Regions from separate parts of the Homo sapiens genome. Here region 1 is linked to region 2. The links are chromatin loops, found by intact Hi-C in ENCODE. Cell type or tissue: right lobe of liver. All regions are shown on one strand. Each heading gives the region's core, and the rest is flanking DNA. Links, peaks and the distances in the headings are about the cores only.

Region 1 (6,800 bases), core at 779-5,778, 66 kb before region 2:
CCTTGGCCCTGTGAGGCATGCTGCCCTGTTCTCTCTGGGACCTGTAAGTAATACACGGCTCCTGGTATTCCGTGTGTTTTATTGGGTTGCCTCCTCTGGGTCTCACCTGATTAACACGCCCAAACCTAACTTCTTTCCTAGTTAGGGCTCTCCTAGACAGTGGCTATGTTCATAGGAATAAACTAGACACAGTTCAGACCAGAGTCCCAAGGGAGTCTGCCAGTATAAACAGGTTTGTTGTGTGAGAAGGATACCTCCTCACAGATCAGACACTTTGGCATTAGGCCATCTGCCAGGATAAAGAAGTACCCCCCAAAAGGCACATTGCAAACATCCACAACCAAACCTGCTGGAGCTCCAGTAGGGTGAGGCTAGAGTTTATAGCCACTCTGCAGAGAGAGTCCTCAAGACCAAATTAGAAAAAAGTACATATTTTTTTCTGGAGAAAAATTTGCAAAACACGTATCTGATAAAGGACTGTTATCCAAAATATGCAAAACAAACATAAAAATAATTAAGACTCAACAATAAGAAAACAATTAACCCAGTTATAAAATCGGGAACAAATCTGAACATATTTCTCACCAAAAAAGATATAGAGATGGAAAATAATCATATGAAAAGATGCTCAGCATCATCTGTCATTAGCAACTGGAAACTAAAACAATGAGATACTGCTATGCACCTATTAGAATAGCTAAAATGCAAACTCTAACAACACCAAATGCTGGAGAGGATGTGACACAACAGGAACTTTCAATCATTGCTGGTGAGAATGCAAAACAGTACAATCACTTAGAAGGCCGTTTGGCAGGTTCCTATAAAACTAAACATTCATACAAGCAGCCATGTTCTTTGATACTTACTCAGTGAAGTTGAAAATTTAGGTCCACTTAAAAACCTGCACATGGATGTTTATAGCAGCTTTATTTATAATTGCCAAAACTTGGAGGCAACCAAAACATTCTTTAGTAGGTGAGTTAATAAATAAACTGTGGTACTTCCAGACAATGAAATATTATCCATTGCTAAAAGAAGTGAGCTGTCAAACCATTATTGGGAACAGGCCCCCCAAAATCTGGCCATAAACTGGCCCCAAAACTTGCCATAAAGAAAATCTCTGCAGCACTGTGACATGTTCATGATGGTCATGACACCCACGCTGGAAGGTTGTGGGTTTACCAGAATGAGGGCAAGGAACACCTGGCCCACCCAGGGCGGAAAACCGCTTAAAAGCATTCTTAAAACACCAACAATAGCATGAGTGATCTGTGCCTTAAGGACATGCTCCTGCTGCAGATAACTAGCCAAACCTAACCCTTCATTTTGGCCCATCCCTTCATTTCCCATAAGGAATACTTTTAGTTAATCTATAATCTATACAAACAATGCTTACCACTGGCTTGCTGTCAGTAAATACGTGGGTAAATCTCTATTCAGAGCTCTCAGCTCTGAAGGCTGTGAGACCCCTGATTTCCCACTCCACACCTCAATATTTCTGTGTGTGTGTCTTTAATTCCTCTAGCACCACTGGGTTAGGGTCTCCCCAGACTGAGCTGGTCTTGGCAACCATGAAAAGACATGGTGGAAACTTAAATGCATATTAGAAGTGAGATAAGCAAATTTGAAAAGGCTATATCCTGTACAATTTCTGCTACAGGAGATTTCTGTGAGAGGCAAAACTATGGACACAGTAAAATAATCAGTGGTTGCCCAGGGTTAGAGGACAGGGAAGACACAGAGGATTTTTAGGTAAGTGAAACTAATCTGTATGATACCATAATGGTGGATACATCTGTGACATAAGAAAAAATATATACAATCATACATCACTGAATGACAGGGATAGCTTCTAAGAAATGTGTTGTTAGGCAATTTCATTGTTCAAACATCATAGAATGTATACACACAAACCTAGATGGTATAGCCCACTACACATCTAGGCTATGTGATTGAAAAGAGTCAAATTGTGTAAAATATTTGAAGAGATTTATTCTGAGCCAAATGTGAGTGACCATGGCCCGTGACACAGCCCCAGAAGATCCTGAGAACATGTGCCCATACCATCAGGCTACAGCTTGGTTTTATACATTTCATAATGAGACATGAAACATCAACCAATACCTGTGAGTTATACATTTTTTTGGTCTGGAAAGGTGGAACAACTCAAAGGTGGAGGACAACTTGAAAGTAGGTGGGCTTTCAGGTCATAGCTGGATTCAAAAATTTTCTAAAATTTATCTAAAGACGTGGAATCAACAGAAGGGAGTATCTGGGATAAGATAAGGGGTTGTGGAGACCAAGGTTCTTATTATGCAGATGAAGCCTCCAGACCTCCAGGTAGCAGGTTTCAGAGAGAATAGATTGCAAATGTTTTTTATCAGACGTAAAAAGATACTAGACTCGCCAGGCACAGTGGCTCACGCCTGTAATCCCAACACTTTGGGAGGCTGAGGTGGGCAGATCACCTGAGGTCAGGAGTTCAAGACCAGCCTGACCAACATGGTGAAACCCCATCTCTACTAAAAATACAAAATTAGCTGGGTATGGTGGTGCCTGCCTGTAATCCCAGCCACTCGGGAGGCTGAGGCAGGAGAATCACTTGAACCCAGGAGGCAGAGATTGCAGTGAGCCGAGATCGCACCATTGCACTCCAGCCCGGGCAACAAGAGCGAAACTCCACCTCAGAAAAAAAAAAGGTACCAGAGTCTTAGTTAATTCTCTCCTAGATCAGGAAAAGACCTGGAAATGGAGGAGGATTCTTTACAGAATATAGATTTCCCCTACAAGAGACAACTTTTCAGGGCCATTTCAAAATATGTCAAAGAAATATATTTTGGGGTAAAATACTTTGATTTCTTTCAGGGTCTGCTATCTGTCATGTTGGTATCTTATTGCTACAGAGTCTGTTGTGTCATTTGCAAAGTCTCTATTTTAATGTTAATGCTGGCCAGCTGCACCTGAATCCCAAAGGGAGAAAGGTGTAATGAGGCGTGTCCGACTCCCGCTTCCCATCATGGCCTGAACTAGTGTTTCAGATTTACTTTAGAATGCCCTTGGCCAGGAGGAGGAGTCCATTCCATTGGCTGGGGTTGCTTAGAATTTGACTTTTGGTTTACAGCTACATGGTAGAGCCTATTGCTCCTAGGCTACAAACCTGTATGTTAGAGGTGGCGAATATCTGATTTACCGGTGGCAAATCCATATGGAGCAACCTCAATTCTTGCCTCCTCAGAAGAAAGAATTCAATTGAGGGGTATAAGGCAGAAAAAGAGACCGAGGCAAGTTTCAGAGCAGGAGTGGAAGTTTATTAAGAAGCTGTAGAGTAGCAAAGAAAGGAAAGTACCGTTGGAAGAGATCCAAGTGGACACTTTGAAGGTCAAGTGTGGCATTTGACTTTTTGACTCGGGGTTTTATATGTTGGCATATTTCCAGGGTCTTGCATCCCTTTTCCATGGTTCCTCCCTTAGGGTGGGCTGCCTGCACGTGTGGTGGCCTGTTAATACTTGGGAGGTGAGCATGCGCAGTGTGTTTACTGGAGTTGTATGCATGCTTGCCTGAGGCTTCCTTCCCTTCCCTGGCGGAATGTCCCAGGAAGGTCCTTCTTCGCCATTTTGTTTCTTAATGTGCATGCCTGAGCCTACTCACCGAATTCCTGAGCTGCCAATTACCAATTTCAAGTATTTTTTATATATTGTGAAATTGCCTCTCCCTGGGCCTGTGACCAATTATCGCTCTAGTGTGACAGTTGTGGGCCATCAGGAAATTGCCTCTCCCTGGCTCCAGCTGCCAATTATTATTTTTAGAGAGGCACTGTGACAACTGCCTGACTATCACCTGATGATCACTTGACATTCCTGGTAGGTGGGGGGAGGGAGCCCTCTCCTGCCCCACTCATGCCTGGCTAGCTACCTACTATCACATGTGCAGCATGTTACTGTGCTGAATACTATAGTCAATTATAACACAATGGCGAGTATTTGCATATCCAAACATAGAAAAGGTAATGGGTTGGTCTTGGATGTTTCAACACCTACAACATCACTAGATGACAGAAAACTTTCAGCTCCATTACAATCTTATGGTATTGTTGCAGGACTTTTTCTTAGTTCAGCTAAAGACAGGGTTCTTTGTCCCATGGCCATAAAAATTCAGGCTTGCAAACAATTTGAATGGTGAGTAAGACAGGGTTTTATTGGATGAAAAGGAAGGAAAGGGGGAAACAGGGACTCTCGCTAGGCCAGAATCCCTGCTAGTGCACTTCCCGCATGCAGCTTGAATCCCTGAATCCCAGGTTCCACACAGGAAGAGGAGGGGCCAGGCTCCTCCCCGCTGCAAAGTGGGCAGGCTGATTGGAGTTTCTCCCGGGACCCCCTCCCACCTGGCTGTCTCAGGATCACTATGGTATATGTGGTCCGTCATTGAACTAAACATCCTTTTCTTTTGAGACAGTGTCTTGCTCTGTTGCCCAGGCTGGAGTGTAGTGGTGCAATCTTGGCTCACTGCAACCTCTGCCTTTGGCGTTCAAGTGATCCTCCTACCTCAGTCTCCTGCGTAGCTGAGACTACAGGCGCTCACTACCACACCCAACTAATTTTGTATTTTTTGTAGAGATAAGGTTTCACCGTGTTGCCTAGGATGATCTTGAACTCCTGGCCTCAAGCAATTCACCCACTTCGGCCTCCCAAAATGTTGGGATTACAGATATGAGCCACTATGCCCAGCCTTGACCTAAACATCCTCTGCACTGAACGACTATATTTACTCTCTGCCCCCATTTCCTGGCACACAACTCCTAAACCCTTGGAATCCCAGAGTGATCAAGGTCTTTTGTATACTAATGAAGTGACTGGTGGCTGGGGGCTCCTGGATAGCCTCAGGATGGGGGCAGGTCTCCAGGGGAACCAGCCAGGCGATGAGAGGTTTGTAATTTTTAGCCCACTGACCAGTCCTGGGGGTAGAGAGGGGCTGAGAGTTGAGTCCATCGCCAACGGCCAATGACTTGATCATGTGTGTGTGTGTGTGGATGCCTTCATCAAAAATCAAAAGGACGGGGTTCTGAGAGCTTTCAGTGGGTGAACATGTGGAGGGGGCTCACCTGAAGAAGGTGTGGAAGCTCCTTGACCCTTTCCCCATGTGCTGCTGTGTGCATCTCCATCTGGCTGTTGTATCCTTTTATAGTAAACAGGTACTCTAGTAGTTCTGTGAGCTGCTCTAGCAAATTTTCAAACTTGAGGAGGGGATAGAGGCCGTTTCTGATTTACAGGCAGAAGCTTGGAAGCACAGGTGACAGTCTGGACTTGCCTCTGGCAACTGAAGTAGGGGAGCATTCCTGTGGGACTGAGCACTTAACCTGTGGGGTCCGCACCAACTCTAAGTAGACAGTATCTGAAGTCAATTGAGTTGTAGGACATTCCAAAAAACCCACACATTTGATGGCCAGAAGTATTCTGTGAGTGTAGATAGAAAAATACAATTTTTCCTTACAATGTGTCATTATAAATTTGTCCAAACCCATAGAAAGTACCACATACAGCGTGAACCCTAACATGAACTATGGACTTGGGGGGACGATGATGATGATGATGTGGTAATGGAGGGCCATCAGTTGTAGCAAACGCATCACATAGTGCAAAGCGTTGATGGTGGGGGAGGGTGTGCCTGTGTGGAGGCTGTAGGTGTACGGCCTGTCTCCATTGCCTCCTCTCCATCTTGCTGTGAACTGAAAACTTTTCTTTTCTTTTCTTTTCTTTTTTTTGGAAACAGGGTCTCACTCTGTCGCCCAGGCTGGAGTGCAGTGGCACCATCTTAGCTCACTGTAACCTCCGCCTCCCGGGTTCAAGCGATTCTCCTGCCTCAGCCTCCTGAGTAGCTGGGATTACAGGCATGCGCCACCATGCCCACCTCATTTTTGTATTTTTAGTAGAGATAGGGTTTCACCATGTTGCCCAGGCTGGTCTCAAACTCCTGGCCTCAAGTGATCCACCTGCCTCGGCCTCCCAAAGTGCTGGGATTACAGCCATGAGCCACTGTGCCTGCCCCCGAAAACTTTTCTAAAAAATAAAGAAGAAAAAAGAAAAAGAGAATCAGCAGGTTCCCACAGCTTGGGTGAGGGAGCACCTGCTTTACAAAGGCTTCCCCGCTCTACAGCCAGGCAGCCTCCTTCCCCATCAAAAGCACCCCATGATGCCCAAGGGAAGGTCAGTGAAGCTGGGGGTGGGGGGGCAGCAGAGGATGGGCCCAAGGGGAGTGGGACAAGGCTGTCAGCCACACCTATTCCTGCAAAAGTGCAAGTTAAGCCACAAAAGGCTGCCAGAAAGGATAACTCTTCAGACAAAAAATGCAGGAACAAAAGGCAAAATGGAAGCAAAAGAACAAAGTGGCCAACCAAGAAACTGAAGAAGACTCACCTACAAACACAGAGAAACTGAAAACCAGTAGAGTCCAGCCTCTGAAGAAAGAGAGAAGGAAGCCAAATCTGATTAACGTCCCGTACTAAGTCTCATCTGTTGACTTCAGTCTGCCATATTTTTGAATCTAGAGAAATCGGTTTCCAGCTATTGTATAAATGTTAGCTTCTAGAATTCTAGAAATATATTTTTTAAGAAAGAAGGAATTATACATCATCTTTTTAAAAAACATTTGTAAATAAGTGGAAATGTCCATTTTTTGAAGATGTAAAATTAAGCGCTGGTTGTTTTTCTGCAACAACCAGAAAATAGTGGGATGTTGAAATAAGGGAGGTGTTGAATGTTTGGATGTTAAATTAGTAATTCCATAAGTTGGTGTGAGGAGAGTTT
Region 2 (6,800 bases), core at 1,268-6,267:
GGGGGAACTGCCCCCACGATCTAATCACCTCCCATGAGGTCTCTCCCCCAACACGTGGGGATTCCAATTCCAATTCCAATTCAAGATGAGATTTGGGTGGGGTCACAGAGCCAGACCATATCAAGTCCTAAGGAAATTTGTTTTTGAAGAATGGGCATGTTGTTTTTTGTCACATGATGAAAACTTTGTTCCACAGTGTATTTTCTTTTTGCCTTGTTAACAAACTGACATGTTAAATGAGCATTCAGTCATGAGAAACAGCTTCTCTCAGGTGCCTGGTAACATTTCCTGCCTCAGCTTTTCTCTATGCTTTCACTCATGTGTTCCTTAGTTGTTTTACCTTATACGGTTAAATTGCACAGCCTGTTGCACTATTTGTCTTTAGGAATTGGCTATGTGTTCTGGATGTTAATCTTTTATCTGTTACATATGATGCAAATATTTTCTCCAAGTTTATTGTCTTTTAACTTTAAGGCACAAGAAAGTAGATGAAATAAACTGCCTAAGATCACAGAGCTACTCAGGGACAGAGCCAGGACTCGATCTTGTCAAATGCTCTTTGATTTATACTCCATTTTCCTACTGCAAAGTATTCACATATAAATTATCTTATTAAAAAACCCACAGGATTTGCATTCTATCATAAAGACACATGCACTTGTCTGTTTACTGCAGCACTATTCATAACAGCAAAGACCTGGAATCAACCTAATGCCCATCAACAGTAGACTGGATAAAGAAAATGTAGTATATATATACCATGGAATACTATGCAGCCATAAAAAAGAATGAGACAATGTCCTTTACAGGAACATGGATGGAACTGGAGGCCATTATCCTTAGAAAACTAACACAGCAACAGGAAACCAAATATTGTATGTTCTTACTTACAAGTGGGAGCTAAATGATGAGAACACATGGACTGAAAGAGGGGAACAACAGACATTGGAGCCTACTTGAGGGAGGAAAATGGGAGATGGGAGAGGCTCAGGGAAAAAAAAAAACTGTCGGGCATTATGCTTAGTACCTGGGTGACAAAATATCTGTACACCAAACCCCCGAGTCACGAGTTAACCTGTGTAACAAACCTGCACATGTACCCTGAACTTTTAAAATAAAAGTTAAAACATTAAACACACACGCACAGATTTGGAGTCAGACAATCTAGGTTTATTCCAGTTCCAACACTTACTGCTCTGTGATCTTGAGCAAGATGATTTACCTCTAATGAAACTTCATAGGCTCCTCTTCAAATGGGAATAATGATAATAGCAATTTTCTCTAGTTGTTATGAAAAAAAACACCAGGTATGAGAAATAACATATACATTATAAAGTGTTGAACAAATGGTTTTTTATTTTAAAAAAAAACTTTATTAAAGAGATAGTTTGGGGCATTTTTTCTTTACATTATTTTAAAATGACAATATCCTTCTATGTTAGAAATACAACAATTTTGGAAATCATTTCTAAATATCTTTAGCACCCCACTATTCTTAATGTCATGTTACATGAAATTTACATAATCTAGTTTAGAATCAGCATTACTGGGAAAAAGACAATGTTCCTATATAAATTCTACTACATATAATATATATATGCTACTGTTTATGAGAAGGGTCAATAGGATAAAGAAACTTTCAAAAAATTATATACACATACACAAATACACAAGAACATTTTATATTCATTATTCAATAATCCTTAGAATGATGACAATGCTTATATGTAAAAAATAATTTCACTCTAGAGCAGATTACAAGTAAATTTATCTGCCACATACGAGAATCTATTTACTTATGTTATAGCAACATCTCTTTTCTAAAATAAAAACATGGCAAATACTCAGCTTGATCATCTGCACTATACAACAGAATTTACTCGGAATGACCTTTTGATCATTTGCAAAAAATTCAATTTAATGTTAATGGATGAAGATATTATATCACTGTTGGCAATATTTATAAAAATGTGCTTATGGCTCTGGAAGCAATTCCTAAAAAGAGGTAGTAAATGTTCTGAGACTTCAGAATTGTTAGAAAAAGTTAAGCTTCAGTTGGCGTTTACTGCATATAAGTATGTTGACATATGTTTTCCTGAGCAAATGGCTTATTCTAGATATATACGTTGGTATATTCATTGAAAATTAGATTTATTATGTTATAAAATGTGACTAAAAGCCCATTTAAAGGGCACATATCTCTCATCTTTTGGTTCTAACGTGAAGCCAAATGAGGACAGGCGCATGATTCAGTTTATACAATAAGAAAATTGCCCCAAAGTGGATGAAGCACACACATCAGCAGCTCAGCCCCACTCCGTACAATCCAAGTGCATTCAACAAGTGATATGGTTTGGCTGTGTCCCCACCCAAATCTCATCTTGAATTGTAACTCCCATGATTCCCACATGTCTGTGGGAGGAACCCGGTGGGAGGTGATTTAATTATGGGGGTGGGTCTTTCCTGTGCTGTTCTCCTAATAGTGAATGAGTCTCATGAGATCTGATGGTTTTAAAAATGGGGGTTTCTCTGCAGAAGCTCTCTTTTTGCCTCCTGCCATCCACATACGATGTGACTTGCTCCTCTTTGTCTTCCACTATGATTGTGAGGCCTCCTCAGCCATGTGGAATTGTAAGTTCAATAAACCTCTTTGTTTTGTAAATTGCCCAGTCTTGGGTATGTCTTCATCAGCAGCATGAAAATGGACTAATACAACAAGTAAATCACTGAACATTTAATCCCAGCAGTTCTCTTTTTTCAAACTTCTCCCGTTGATTTTGTGTCAGCCCTGCCTGTGCTATGCTTTGTTGGGGTAAGCAAGCCCTGCATAAATGTTCTTTCCTTAGAGTGAAAAAAATATGCTATAATAAGAAAGGAGAGATGGAGAAGACAAAATAGGAATACAAAAAAAGGCTTCGTGTAGAGTTGACCTGTGTTTCACTCACTGGATAACATCACAGCATATAGATGTTGGTCATGAAGCAAATATGCTTTAGTTGCATACAGCTTAGAAACCTACATTATTTAATACCTTCATCAGAGGAGTATTAAACTCTAGCTTGAATGTCAACACAACAAAAGTTAGGACATGTTGTATAACTGAAGTTTTTCCCAATGTACTAAGATCTAATCTTGAGCCTGTCTGCAAGCATAAAGCTAAATAACGCATCCCATTAATCAATAAAATGCTCACTGGTGTCTTTATCAAAAGTTGTATTTTCCTTCATTGATTGAGTCACATGAAGTGAAACTTGTTCTGCTTAACTAAGATGGTGCTGCTGTACCTTTTAAAGAAAACGAATTAAAGGTTTTATGTTCATGAAAGCACAAATGTGACAAAATAAACTATGCTGACACCGTCAACATCATGACATCATAGATACGCCCAAAGGATCACAGGGATAAGTATTTTTGAAGCCCAAAGGCCTACATATAAATTTCCTGCTAAATATCTATTCTACTTACTAGTCCAAAAACACAATGTCAGATTTTCTAAGAGAAAATGATAAAGAATATACTTTGATATCCTCTCTCCTTTAAGATTTTAAAATAACAACGTGTTTATGGGGTAGTTTCTGCCCAGGCACATAGATTCCTGTTTACGGCCAAGTTTCTAGTATGGTGGTAATAAGCAAGCTTTAACTACCATACAAACAGAAGAAATCATTCCATCACAAAATCTCGATTTCAAACTTTAAATCAAAACCAGAGTATTGAAATTGACAATATTTACAATTCATCATTTTTCAAATAGTTTCTAACACAACAGGGGTGCCAATTTTTCTCTATTCATTTTTGCTTTAAGGAATATAAGGAATATATATTTTCCCAAAGAAAAGTTTTTTTCAGCGTTTTTCTTGGTCACTCTTCCATGCAATTATTTTAGGTGGCCAAAAAGTGCTAAAATTTTTAATTTCTCTTCTTCCAAGTGAGTATCTTTCTAAGTATCACTCTTATCACTTAAGAAGGAAAACTTGACTGGGTGCAGTGGCTCACACCTGTAACTCCAACACTTTGGGAGACCAAGGTGGGAGAACCACTTGAAGCCAGGAGTACAAGACCAACCTGGGCAACACAGCGAGACCTCTCTCTCTCAAAAAAACAAAACAAAACAAAACAAAAGAACACCGATGCTTTTTCTTAAAAAAATGACAACAACAACAACAAAACAACTATATGCTCAAGTACCTACAGTCAAATAAACAGATAAAATTAACTAAATTATTAGATCCCACTTTATCTGTGCCATGGCTATGGTATCACCATATTGCCCCTGATCTCCCACTACAGGAAGAATACTTTCCTCATATCCATTTTCTCTTGCCAAAAAGAAAAAACACCTAACTAGGTTTGAGATAAATTTTATTTTCAACTTTTATTAGCCTTTAAGCTAATTTCTAATTTAAAATGAATCATCCACTGGAGTACTTTACCTTTACATCTGGAAGCTATATGCATTAGGCCCACTGAAAAAAACAACAGCCATTGGTGAGTCTACATTTTGTAAGAATGAGATACGATCAAAGCAACTTACACTTCTTCGCTGGAAATTAGTGCCCTCCTGTAAAGACAGCAGTGGATTCAAAATCAAGAACCAGGCATTAAAAGACCAACAAGCCGCAGCTGTTTGAATTTTCCCTTCCTCTCCTTGTGTTCTTTACAGCTCTATCCACTATTGTGTTGCTGCTCAAAAAGCTACACAAAGGCTGGGCGCAGTGGCTCACACCTGTAATCCTAGCACTTCGGGAGGCCAAGGTGGGCGGATCACGAGGTCAAGAGATCGAGACCATCCTGGCCAACATGGTGAAACCCCATCTCTACTAAAAATATAAAAATTAGCTGGGCGTGGTGGCACATGCCTGTAGTCCCAGCTACTCGGGAGGCTGAGGCAGGAGAATCACTTGAACCCGGGAGGCAGAGGTTGCAGTGAGCCAAGATTGTGCCACTGCACTCCAGCCTGGTGACAGAGTGAGACTCTGTCTCAAAAAACAAACAAACAAAAAACAAAAAAACAAAAATCAAAAAAACAAAGCTACACAAAAACTACTCATAAACTACTGTTTGTTATTATCCAGTGACCTCTGTGTTTGATTCTATTGCACAATCCCTATTTTTCCTTCTTTTTTTTTTTTTTTAGAGTTGGGGTCTTGCTCTATCGCCCAAGCTGGAGGGCAGTGGCATGAGCATGGCTCACTGTACCCTCAAACACCTGGGCTCAAGTGATCCTCCCCGCCCAGCCTCCATAGTAGCTGGGACTATAGGCATGTGCCAACATGGACAGCTCACAATCCCTATTTTTAAACTTCACCTCTGGCTCTTAAATGTCATCATCCTGATCTCCAATCACAACCTTCTAGCTCTCTAGTTTTCCTCGTCCATCTACCTTTTATCTCCACTGAGATCATCTTCTCCTCTTTGGTCCTTTCATTTCTGCCCTCTCTAGTCTAGATCTCACTGTGAGTCACTTTGATCACTCTCTGAAATGGCAGGCTCTATTATTACCCCATTTTCCTTTGTTTTCCACTATTAGCCATCCTGCAAATTCCTATACCAAAATCATCTTTATTCACATTATTAAGTGAAGCTGGAAAAAAAAAAAGCACTCCGCTGAAGATCTGATGTCACCCCAAATGCATGGCTCCAGCCTCAGTTCAGCTTTCCACACTGCTTGCAGAAATTCCTTCATTTATCTTGAGTTTCTCCTCTCACTCCCATGGTAGCTTTTCCATTCCCACTGCCTCTTCTCACATTTCAGTAGATGAGAATAGAAGCCATAGGAAGCAAACTTCCTCAACCTCCAGCCAACCAGAGAAACTCCATTTACATCCTGCTTCCTATGACAGAGAAGGATGGGCCCTACCCCCTATCTAAATCTTTCCAAAGCACCCTGGACTCTGGCTCATGCTTCCTGCTTCTGGGTTGCTCTCTAACCCCGCATGTACGTCCACTTTACTGCCCTAAGGAATGCCCTCCTGCATCCTGGCTTTCCTCCAGCTGCCATGCATTCTCCTGCCTTTCATCCAGATTCGTTCAAGAAGCAGGCTGCATTTCATGAATGCCTTCTTTAGGTTGCCTTCTCTGCAGCCAACATGCTGCAAAATGACCCCTATCACCAAGGCAGTGAGAGTGCTCTCAAGAAGGCCACCACACTCCTCACTGCCATACCGAAAAGTATTTCTCCAAGACTTTTCTTTCTTGACTCTTCACTAAGACTTTCCCTCTTTGGCTTCTGTGGCAACATTCTCCCCTGCTTAGGCCTTCTGTGATAAAGTGCTGATGCTGAAGATGGAACAGCCTCCCAGAGCAGGAAAGGGGATCTTTTCAGGTAGCTGCAATGGTTTGAAAACAGTGTTGTCAAGTTACTTTTTCTCTTGCTGACTTCTCAGTAGTTACTCCTTTCCCGAGAGCCTCTATCAGTTTGCCTTTCTACCTAGTTCAGACTCTCTTAAAGTGGTTGGACTAATGTCACTGGTGGTTTGGGACTGGTGTCAGGTGGTTTCCATTGTTCCTGTTTGTTGTAATCAAAATGATCCTCTTGAGCCCTTTTCTCCCTCATGTTCCTTGTATATGTGAAACAGCACTGCTGTCCCTACTGTTACTCAAGCCAGACATGCAGACATCAGTCCAAATTCCCTCACGTTTGTCACCCAGTCCTTCTGTCTTTTAAATTGTTCACCGTAGCATCCAGTAGACTATTAAAATAGCGGAGTGGAAGTTGGGTTAAGAGGGAGATGTAGAGAGATAGTTTTCTCCTCAAGGAAAACCAGGGGAAATGGCCACAAAGATCCTTGAGGGAAAAA

The links. A loop is a pair of places that touch in the nucleus more often than their neighbours do. Peaks named below come from ENCODE experiments on the same cell type or tissue, not always from the same donor. Only the 100,000 strongest peaks of a DNase experiment are listed, where the experiment ranks them.
Region 1: it touches region 2 in a loop (2.4-fold over the local background); 18 of 110 quality-filtered maps call a loop at or near these places.

What each region holds. Positions count from the first base shown.
Region 1 is chr6:3,915,661-3,922,460 of GRCh38, forward strand. No RefSeq gene overlaps it. Among named protein-coding and RNA genes, the nearest start is that of TGILR, 7.1 kb to the left of the region's middle. In right lobe of liver, for the core only: no CTCF peak of the experiment used is centred there; a DNase peak (open chromatin) is centred at 3,841; H3K27ac peaks cover 1,531 bases.
Region 2 is chr6:3,981,335-3,988,134 of GRCh38, forward strand. No RefSeq gene overlaps it. Among named protein-coding and RNA genes, the nearest start is that of PRP4K, 37 kb to the right of the region's middle. In right lobe of liver, for the core only: no CTCF peak of the experiment used is centred there; no DNase peak of the experiment used is centred there.